2 separate regions of the Homo sapiens genome follow, and region 2 is linked to region 1. A link is a contact called in ENCODE Hi-C or POLR2A ChIA-PET data. All regions are on one chromosome and are shown on one strand. The core of a region is the stretch at or near the end of the contact, and the rest is flanking DNA. Distances in the headings are between cores, read along the strand shown. Region 1 overlaps ORC2 (origin recognition complex subunit 2). Region 2 overlaps CFLAR (CASP8 and FADD like apoptosis regulator).

The links. Hi-C counts contacts between places; a loop is a spot of excess contacts on that map. ChIA-PET counts read pairs that join two places held with the same protein, here RNA polymerase II (POLR2A). Pooled maps may share reads with other maps.
Region 2: a map of Calu3 shows a loop between it and region 1 (12-fold over the local background). The contact joins two enhancer-like sites. A Hi-C loop is called at or near these places in 2 of 168 maps with a recorded cell type or tissue (Calu3 and esophagus muscularis mucosa), 1 of 37 single-sample maps with no recorded cell type and 10 of 50 pooled maps. POLR2A ChIA-PET finds 5 or more read pairs at or near these places in 6 of 52 experiments (AG04449, AG04450, CD8-positive, alpha-beta T cell and 3 more).

What each region holds. Positions count from the first base shown.
Region 1 is chr2:200,941,905-200,947,239 of GRCh38, forward strand. ORC2 (origin recognition complex subunit 2) reads right to left here. Exons shown (of 18, transcript NM_006190.5): 6 at 781-873. Among named protein-coding and RNA genes, the nearest start is that of ORC2, 19 kb to the right of the region's middle. Within about 2 kb of position 2,932, at least 7 of the 41 ENCODE cell types and tissues checked have a DNase peak (open chromatin) inside an H3K27ac peak, as active enhancers do.
Region 2 is chr2:201,173,698-201,179,032 of GRCh38, forward strand. CFLAR (CASP8 and FADD like apoptosis regulator) reads left to right here. Exons shown (of 10, transcript NM_003879.7): 10 at 1-2,990. Among named protein-coding and RNA genes, the nearest start is that of CASP10, 6.8 kb to the right of the region's middle. Within about 2 kb of position 2,699, at least 4 of the 41 ENCODE cell types and tissues checked have a DNase peak (open chromatin) inside an H3K27ac peak, as active enhancers do.

The sequences.
Region 1 (5,335 bases), core at 1,682-4,181:
TGAACCCAGAAGGCAGAGGTTGCAATGAGCCAAGATCACACCACTGCACTCCAGCACTCCAGCACTCCAGCCTGGGTGAAAAGCGAGACTCCTTCTCAAAAAAAAAGAAAAAAAAAAAAGTACAATGGAGCCAGACACAATGCGGTGTGCTTATAGGCCCTGTTACACGAGAGGCTGAGGCTAGAGGATCACTTGAGCCCAGGAATTCAAGGCTTTAATAGTGTGCTGTAATTGTGCCTGTGAATAGCCAATGCACTTCAGCCTGGGCAACATAGCGAGACCCTGTCTCTAAAAAATGAAAAAAACAGAAATGTCGGCAAGTGACATTGGTGTTCAAAAACAAAAACAAAAATATAAATAAAGAGCAACGAAATGTACACTTTTTAATCTAGTTAGAATGGATCATTCAAAAACAGCTGCTCCACAATCTGTAAGACTTCCAAACTCCAAACGCCTTATTTCATATAGTATTTCCCAAAGCCAAATCTTCTATAAATAATTGGCTAACTCAAGCACATGACAACAGGACTTAAAGACTATTTCTGGTTAACCCTGTCAATTTGCACAACTTCAGTTAGCACAGATATTTTTCCCTCTTACTGACTGCTAAACACGGGTATACTAAGGTACATGAGTTGAAATATTAATTGCATTTTGTTGAATGAATTTTCAGAAAAGAAGAAAATATATATAAAAATTCACAAACAAGGAAAAAAGTAACATGCTCTATCTTGAAGCAACTATGAAAATTCTTTTCAAAGAACTAATGTAATGTCTTACCCTTGCTACTTTGAGGAACGTTTATCGTAATCTCAGGATCATTCTTCAAACTGAATGAAACACTTTTTTGTGGTGTTTTTGCTAGTTCTGAAGCTGTAAACAAAGAAATATATAAAAACCTTTTAAAGGACAACAGTAGATAAAGAGGGAAATAACCTTATTACGCTTACAAAAATTCTTTAAAAACCTCTGTTACTTTTATCAGAAAAATAATCCTACCCATATTAGGAGTAATACTGCTTTCACCTTTATTAGCTGTCTTCCCAGAATCTTCAAATTTTCCTTCATATTACCCACAGATTTCTTTAAAAGAAAATACAAATAACTAACTTTGACCTTGCTGCTTTCTCTAATTACCATACTCTCCTCTCCATCAACCACTTATGTTCCTTTCATTTCTTACCATATATAGTTGAGGCACATCTTTGATGGGGGGTGAGAAAGAAGGGCCAGAAAGTGAGATCTAAAATCAAGTGAAAACTGTGCAGAGTTAAAATTATACTTTAAAATCTTTTAAATCTTCCATAAAGTGTGAACAGTTTATTTTGTGCCAAAAAGTCTATAATACATATAAATAATACATAAAATAGAGTGTTGAACAGATGGCCATTTCTTCAACCGAGAATAAATGGAATAGTGGTCTTTTGTTTAGGGGCCATTTTATTTTTACTTTAACAATTTTCTTTCTCTCGCTTTTTTTTTCTAAAGACCAAAGACCAAATCACTTATAATAGAGGCCATTTTAAATAAAAAAATATAAGTGTTATCTTTAATGATGCTCTCACACTCACACCATGAGAGGCATGTGGAAAATGAACCCAAATGAAGAAACAGATTTACCTTTTCCAAGTTAACTCTCACACTGGGACACTGTTCACTGAGAAAAAGGGCACATACCAAATTAACTGCTTTTTTGCTTTTTTTCTCTAAATGGAGAAGGTGTAGTTAAATTTGTACAAGTGAAAGCCATTTTACTGGCTCCTAAACCTTTCTAACCTGCCCCCATTTTTATCCTCCAGTCTTGAAACTGACCCAAAATACTCATAACAATCTCTACAAATGAATTGGCTGCTTCTTCTTCCTTAATCCCTTCGGTCTTCTATATGATTCACTAAGTTTTTTTTTTTTTTTTAATCTTCCCTTGATATTAATTCCTCCATTTGAGTCTTATGACATTATCCTGGTTCCCAAGCTACTGGTTGTGGTTATTTCATCTCTTCTTCACTGTCCTCAGCCTCCTCAACATTCTAGGCATACTTAAGGCTCAGTCCTTGCTCTTCTCTTTATGTCATTTTTGGATTAAAGGCTGATTCACAGGATAGGGAAAAAACTTCATATGAAAAGAAGCAACAAAAGCAACTTAGCTGAGATCATTTTGGTGTTATACTGAAACATAAAAATGCTCCACCTGATTTTAAATAACTATTAAACTACAAAGGAGCCAGGGAGAAAAGAATAAAAAGGAAGAATTGAAGAGGATTAAGAACAAGATAGTCTCTTTTTTTTTGAGATAGAGTCTTGCTCTGTCGCCCAGGCTGGAGTGCAGTGGTGCGATCTCAGCTCACTGCACCCTCTGCCTCCCAGGTTCAAGCAGTTATCCAGCCTCAGCCTCCTGAGTAGCTGGGATTACACATGTGTGCCATCATGCCCACCTAATTTTTTGTATTTTTAGTAGAGCGGGGGTTTCACCATGCTGGCCAGGCTAGTCTCAAACTCCTGACCTCGTGATCTGCCTGCCTTGGCCTCCCAAAGTGCTGGGATTACAGGTGTGAGCCACCGCGCCCGGCTAAGATAGTCATTTTTGTGAGCACACAGAGATAGGCAGACATTCCAACACCTCTTGGATGACTCAACATGTCTAATAAGCACCAGGCACAATGCCTAGTACAAGTACCTGTCGCCCAGGAGTACACTGGCGTGATCATGGCTCACTGCAGCCTTGACCTCCTGGGCCCAAGCAATCCTCCCACCTCAAACTCCCAAATAGCTGAGACCACAGGCGTGCGCCACTATGCCTAGCTAATTTTTAAATTTTTGTAGAGACTGGGTCTTCCTATGTTGCTCAGGCTGGTTTCAAACTCCTGGCCTCAAGTTCTCCTCCCGCCTCGGCCTCTCAAAGTGCTAAGATTACAAGCATGAGTCACCACGCCCAGCGGTGAATCACTATTTAACACATAACTTTGTGTTTAGTTATGACTATGAATGGCAAAAAGTTACAGTGTTTCTTTATGTCAGGGGTCAGCAAGCTATAAGTCTATGGGGCCAAACCCAGCCTTTCCACTTGTTTTAAGTACAGCTTTATGTAGCCACACCATCCATACGTATTGTCTGTGGCTGCTTTTCAGCTACAACAGCCAAGTTCAGTAGTCACAACAGAGACTGTCTAGCTCACAGAGCTGAAAATATTTACTGTCTGGCCCTTTACAGAAAAAGCTGGCTGACCTTTGCTCTGTATTAATCATCTACATGCACACTTTCAATGCATGTGTACAGTTTTTATTCTTTTCTTGCTCCTATGTCATATTTGTTTTTGATGATATTAAATGAAATGTAATGGCATGGCTGTTGACTCTATTAATAGAAAATTAGACCTGGACATGGTGGCTCAAGCCTATAATCCCAGCACTTTGGGAGACCGAGGTGGGTGGATCACTTGAGTCTAGGAGTTCGAGACCAGACTGGGCAACATGAAGAAACCCTGTCTCTACAAAAGAATAGAAAAATTAGCCAGGTGTGGTGGCGTGTGACTTTAGCCCGAGCTAAAGGGACACTGAGGAAAGGAAGCTGAGGCAGGAAAATTGCTTGAGCCTAGGACATGGAAGTTGCAGCAAGCCAAGATTACACCACACGTTCCAGCCGGGGCAATACAGTGAGACCCTTAAAAAAAATTATGATATTATTTGTGGGCTTGCAAAAAAAAATAGGGCATAAATTTTGTATCTTTATATTCATTATTCTATTAATTCATCTGTATTGTATTTTACACAATAAACTGGTCTCTGTCTAATGATAGCTTTAGATTAGTCTATTATCTGGTCCTATCTAACCAATCTATTTTCTAATTTTTTTAAAAAGATACTTATTTTCTTTTACCTCATTTATATTTATCTGCTCCTCTGTTGATGAACATTTAGCTTGATTCCATATCCTGGATATTGCAAAATAATACTGCAATGAACACGGGAGTGCAGATATCTCTTCGACATACTCATTTCATACCCTTTGGGTATATATCTAGTAGTGGGATTGCTGGATCTCAATCTATTTTTAATTTACCCATTTATTTCTCCAGCCTGACTGAACTCCTCACTTTCTTCTCTACCTGGTACTTCTACTTTTGCTCTTTTGTTTACATTTATTTTCTTACTCTAGATACATTCTCTGTATTTTACAAAGCCTTCCTATCTAACTTATAGTCTATTTCTAGCCCTATATCTTGGTTAGCCCAATTATATGAAAATCTATTTTTTTTTTTAATTTTTTTTTATAGAGACAAGGTCTCACTAGGTTGCACGGGCTGGTCTCAAACTCCTGGGCTTAAGTGATCCTCTTACCTTTTCCTCTCAAAGTGTTGGGATTATAGGTGTGAGCTACCATGCCTGGACAAAATCATCATTTATACTCAGAATAACATATGATTTTCTGGCAGATCATGTTATTTATTAAATATTAAGGCATTCTATTTTACTGATATATTTAGATGTAAACACAATTAGCAACAATACTTAATGAGTCAATGAAATTCATTAAAGAGCATCATAACTAAACAAAGATTATAGAAAGTCTGATCAGTCTGTTAAACTGCGTTCCTGAAATTTCATGGTCATAATAATAAAGACGAAATATCTATAAAACTATCTTCTCATGACTTTAAAATGTGTATTTCTTTCAGATATGATGACAGAAATGCGCAGAATGAGGATAATATTCCAGTTTTATGCAGTGCTTACAAATACAACACATTATCATCTTTAAGTTATGAGCATGCTAATTCTCCAAATGGAGAACTACTACTTGATTACTCCTGTGAGTTCTATTTCACTTTACAATAATAATTCTCCTCTTTCTCCAGTGGTATTTCTTTGTCCTGCACCATTGTCCTAGGGTTTCATTTTGGTCTTGCTGTCTACTTTATCTTTCTAATTATTACATCAGCATTTCTTCTCTGGTTTCTCAGTGCTCCTATACAGGATTCAGTCATTTTTATAGATTTAAAAACTTAATTTCTTGTTTTTTCAGATGGAGTCTCTTTCTGTCACCCAGGCTGGAGTGCAGTGGTGCAATCTTGGCTCACTGCAACCTCCACGTTCTGGGTTCAAGTGATTCTCCTGCCTCAGCCTCCCAGGTAGCCAGAATTACAGGTGTGTGCCACCACACCCAGCTAATTTTTGTATTTTTAGTAGAGCTGGGTTTCACCATGTTGGCCAGGCTGGTCTTGAACTCCTGACCTCAAGTGATCCACCTACCTCGGCCTCCCAAAGTGCTGGGATTACAGGAGCGAGCCACCGCGACCAACCAAAAAAACTTAATTTCTTGATGTAGATAATAAATACTA
Region 2 (5,335 bases), core at 1,449-3,948, 230 kb after region 1:
ATCTCACTCTGTCGCCCAGGTTGGAGTGCAGTGGTGCAATCTCGGCTCACTGCAACCTCCACCTCCTGAGTTCAAGCGACTCTCCTGCCTCGGCCTCCCTAGTAACTGGGATTACAGGCACCCACCATCACGCCTGGCTAATTTTTGTATTTTTAGTAGAGACAGGGTTTCGCCATGTTGGCCAGGCTGGTCTTGAACTCCTGAACTCAGGTGATCTGCCTGCCTCGGCCTCCCAAAATGCTAGGATTACAGGCGTGAGCCACCACACCCGGTGGGTTGTCTTTTTATTGTTGAGTTGTAAGCATTCTTTTTAATATTCTGGATACTAGTTTCTTATCAGGTACAATCTTTGTGAATATATTCTCCCATTCCATGGATTGTCTTCTCACTTTCTGGATACTATACAGTACAAGTTTTAAATTTTGATGAAGTTCACTTGATTTCTGTTTTTTATGTTATTGCTTATGCTTTTGGTGTCATACCTAAAAAACCATTGTCTAAATCAATTGCCTATGAGGTGTTACCCCTATGTTTTCTTCTAAAGTTTTATGATTTTAGCTCTTTGACCCATTTTGAGTTATTTTTGTGTATGCAGTGCGAGATAAGCATCCAGCCTCATTCTTTTGCACATAAATGTTCACTTGTCTTAGCATTACTTATTGAAAATACTATTTTTTCCCTATAGAATTATTTTATACTTATCACAAATCAACTAACTATAAGGGTTTATTTCTGGACTCAATTCTGTTGCTCTATCTTATGGTAGTACCACACTGTCTTGATTATTGTAACTTCGTAGTAAGTTTTGGAATCCAGAAATGTAGTCCTCTAACTTTGTTGTTGTTGTTGTTCTTCTTTTTTCTTTTGTAGAGATGAGGCCTTGCTATGTTGCCCAGGCTGGTCTCAAACTCCTGGCCTCAAACAATCCTCCCACCTCCACCTCCCAAAGTGCTGAGGGGTGAGCCACTGCAACTGGCCTGTTCTTTTTCAAAATTGTTAGGGCTGTATTGGGTTTACCTTTCCCTAAATTTTCATATAACTGTTAGGATTCACTTGCAAATTTATGTAAAAAGGGCCTCTGGAATTTTGATAGTGATTACACTGAATGAGAGGAGTTTGGCAGGACTGGTTTCCCAAGACCACAAGACCCTGTAAGACCCTGCTGATAAGACAGGATGTGGTAGAAAGGCCAACCCAAACCAGCCAAAACCATGATGGTGACAGAAGAGACCTCTGGTTACCTTTGCTGCCCATTCTATGGTAATTATAATACATTAGCACGCTAAAAGAAACTTCTACAGCACCATGATAGTTTACAACTGCCATAGCAACTTTCAGAAGTTACCCTGTATGGTCTAAAAGGTCCAGACCTCCCCACTTCTTTCCTGGAAAACTCATGAATAAGCCACCTCTTGTTTAGCGTATAGTCAAGAAGCAACCATAAATATAGCCAGTCAGCAGCCCATCAGGGCTACTCTTCCTATGGGGTAGCCATTCTTTTATTCCTTTACTTTCTTAATGAACTTGCTTTCACTTTATTCTGTCAGCATGCTCTTGAATTCTTTCCTGAACCCACTTGACCTCTTGGGCTGAGCCTTAACCTTGGGGTACTTTTGCCTATAACAAACATACAAAGATAAGTTTGGCTGGGCGCAGTGGCTCATGCCTGTAATCCCAGGACTTTGGGAGGCTGAGGATGGTGGATCGCTTGAGCCAAGGAATTTGAGGCCACCTTGGGCAACACGGCAAAACCCTGTCTCTACTAAAAATACAAAAATTAGCTGGGTATGGTAGCATGCGCCTGTAGTACCAGCTACTCGGAAGGCTGAGGTGGGAGGATCACTTGAGCCCGGGAGGTGGAGGTTTCAGTGAGCTGAGATTGTGCCACTGTACTCCAGCCTGGGGAACAGAGTGAGACCCTGTCTCAAAATAAAAATAAATTTGAGGTGTATTGCCATCTTAACGGAAGTTGTTACTGGTGGACGGTATCCAAGTTACTGGTGGTAAATCTGCAGCAACCTCAATTCTTTCCTCCTCAGAAGAAAGAATTTGACTGAGGGGCATAAGGCAGAAGGAGGGACCGAGGCAAGTTTCAGAGCAACAGTGAAAGTTTATTACGCTTTAGGCTGGGCACAGTGGCTCATGCCTGTAATCCCAGCATTTTGGGAGGCTGAGGCAGGTGGATTACTTGAGGTCAGTAGTTCGAGACCAGCCTGGCCATCATGATGATGAAACCTCGTCTCTACTAAAAATAGAAAAATCAGCTGGGCATGGTGGTCCATGCCTCTAATCCCAGCTACTCGGGAGGCTGAGGCAGGCGAATCAGTTGAACCTGGGAGGCGGAGGTTGCAGTGAGCCAAGAAAGTTTATTAAGCTTTAGAACAGTAAGGAAAGGAAAGAAAAGAAGGAAAGTATAACTTGGAAGAGGGCCAAGCAGGTGACCTGAGAAACCAGGTGCAGGGCTTGCCCTCTTGACTTGGGGTTTTATATGCTGGCATACTTCCGGGATCTTGTGTTACTTTTCCCCACTCCTGAGATCTTTTTGAGAAGCTGATGATCAGTCTCAGGTGTTTTCTATTGCGGGGGGGGGGGGCGGGCGGGGGAGCTGCCTGTCCCTGGCACCACCTGTGACCAATTATTACTTTACAGAAACATTTAACAACCGCCTGACCATCACCTGATGGTTGCCCAACACTCTTGGTGTGTGTCGGGGGAGCCCTCTCCTGCCTTGCTCAGACCTGAATGTACCCATTGTAACAAACCCCTTCTTTGTATACTTTGATATGGTGACATTTCTTGTCACTTGCCTCATTGTGAATTTTTATAGATGTGGCTAAGTCATATGCTTCCTTCTGAAAAATTATGTCAAATACTAGCAGTTTCTCACTGTTTTTTGCCCTAGAAACAACAAACTAACCTTGAAGTGAAAGGCCTTTCTGCGTTTATCTTACCTTTTTTGAGCAGCATTAAAACTGTTTTACTCAGACCAAGTGCCGTGGCTCATGCCTGTAATCCCAGCACTTTGGGAGGTTGACGTGGGAGGATTGCTTGAGCCCAGGAGCTCGAGATCAGGCTGGGCAATGAAGTGAGAGCCAGTTTCTACAAAAACATTTTTAAAAATTTGCTGGGCATGGTGGGACATGCCTTTAGTTCCGGCTACTCTGGAGGTTGAGGTGGGAGGATCACTTGAGCCCTGGAGGTTGAGGCTGCAGTGAACTATGATCTTGCCACTGCACTCCAGCCTGTGTGACAGAGCAAGACCCTGTCTCAAGAAAATCCATATAAACATATATAGTGGTTTCTTATATACAACATTTTAAATTTATTGATATATAAAATATGTATTTTAAATTTATATACTATACAATCTGTTATATAAAATTATTTTTATAATATATTTATATAATATATTTTAAATTTAAATATATTTATAAATATATATAAATATATATTGTACACATTACTCAATTTTTCTTTTTCTTTTTTTTTTTTTTTTTGAGACAGAGTTTCACTCTTGTTGCCCAGGCTGGAGTGCAATGGCATGATCTCGGCCCACTGCAACCTCCGCCTCCCAGGTTCAAGAGATTCTCCTACCTCAGCCTCCTGGATTACAGGCGCCCACCACCATGCCCGGCTAATTTTTTTGTATTTTCAGTAGAGACAGGGTTTCATCATTTGGCCAGGCTGGTCTCAAACTCCTAACCTCAGGTGATCCGCCTGCATCAGCCTCCCAAAGTGCTGGGATTACAGGCATGAGCCACCACACCCAGCCTACATTACTCAATTTAACCACGTCCACCTAGTTCCCTAGACAAACTATTGCTAATTTAACTTTTAGGAACTACTGCCATCTTGCGGAACTTTGAGGTTTTGCCACCCCAGAATTTCCTAGCTGCTCTGTTCTTCTATTATGTGGCATAGCAAACACAAAATGGGTCACTTTTTTTCTTTGGAGATGGGATCTTTCTATGTTGCCCAGGCTGGTCTCCAACTCCTAGGCTCAAGTGATCTTCCTACCTCAGCCTCCTCAATAGCTGGTACTATAGGAGACAGCACCACACTGCCCGGGCCTGGTTGCATTTTACTTGTCTAGCTATCGTCTCTTTCCTGTTGACTATCTGGAAATCTCTGATGGGGTCTTTAACAGAAAAAGTCTACTCCTTCAGACCTTAGTTTCATGCCATATACCACATATGACAGGTCTGGGAAGGTCTGGAATGTGTGGATAAAGGCGATGGCAGTGGCTGCTGCCATCATGCTGGCTGCAGCAGGGAGGCATGGCTCTGGGTGCACACTCCACGGAGCTGGTGGGTGCCCCCCACCTTCTGAGTTGGAGCGGGAGCTCCTCGGGTGCTGCTGCAGCTGCCCAAACCCAGCCACCCAGACTGCGGCTGTGGATCTGAGCCCCCCTGTGCTCTTGGAGGAGGGCTGGGAGCAGGCAGGATCTGCCTTCCTGGGTGCAGAGACCAGCTTGGTCACGGACACCCTAACCCAGTGGTGCTAGAGGAATTAGACACACATACAGAAATATAGAGTGTGGAGTGGGAAATCAGGGGGCTGACAGCCTTTAGAGCTGACAGCTCCGAACAGAGAGTTACCCACATATTTATTGACATCAAGCCAGTGATAAGCATTGTTTCTATAGATTATAGATTAATTAAAAGTATCCCTTATGGGAAACAAAGGGATGGGCCGAAACAAAGGGATGGGTTCTGGCTAGTTATCTGCAGCAGGAACATATCCTTAAGGCACATATCACTCATGCTATTGTTTGTGGTTTAGGAATGCCTTTTTGCAGTTTTCCGCCCTGGGTGGGCCAGGTGTTCCTTGCCCTCATTCCGGTAAAACAACAGCCTTCAGCGTGGCCATCATGGCCATCAAGAACATGTCACAGTGCTGCAGAGATTTTGTTTATGGCCAGTTTTCGGGTCAGTTTATGGCCAGATTTGGGGGACTGTTCCCAACACCAGGGTGTGGCTGCAGCCACCCTCCTAGGTGCAGGACCTGGGCATCTCTGCAGCCTGCACCCTGGGGGCCCCAGGAAGGACCCCCTCCCACCCCATCCCGCAGGCTTGGGGGTGTCTGCTCCCGCTGCCTGGCCTCTCTTCACTCCTGGCACCTTCTCCAATCTTGAAGTGGGGTTGGGGCCAAGTCCTGGGGCCTTGAATGGCAATGGGAGGCAGAAGGGGGCAGGTCCCCAGTAAGGTCCTCCTTCAGGCCAGGGAGGGCTGAAGGCTGGGGGTGGGGCTGCCAGTCCTGTGGATTGTAGTAGGGACTCATGGTGCCTCTTCTGGGTGCCCGTGGACAAATTGGCAGCCACTTCCTCCTCTCTGAG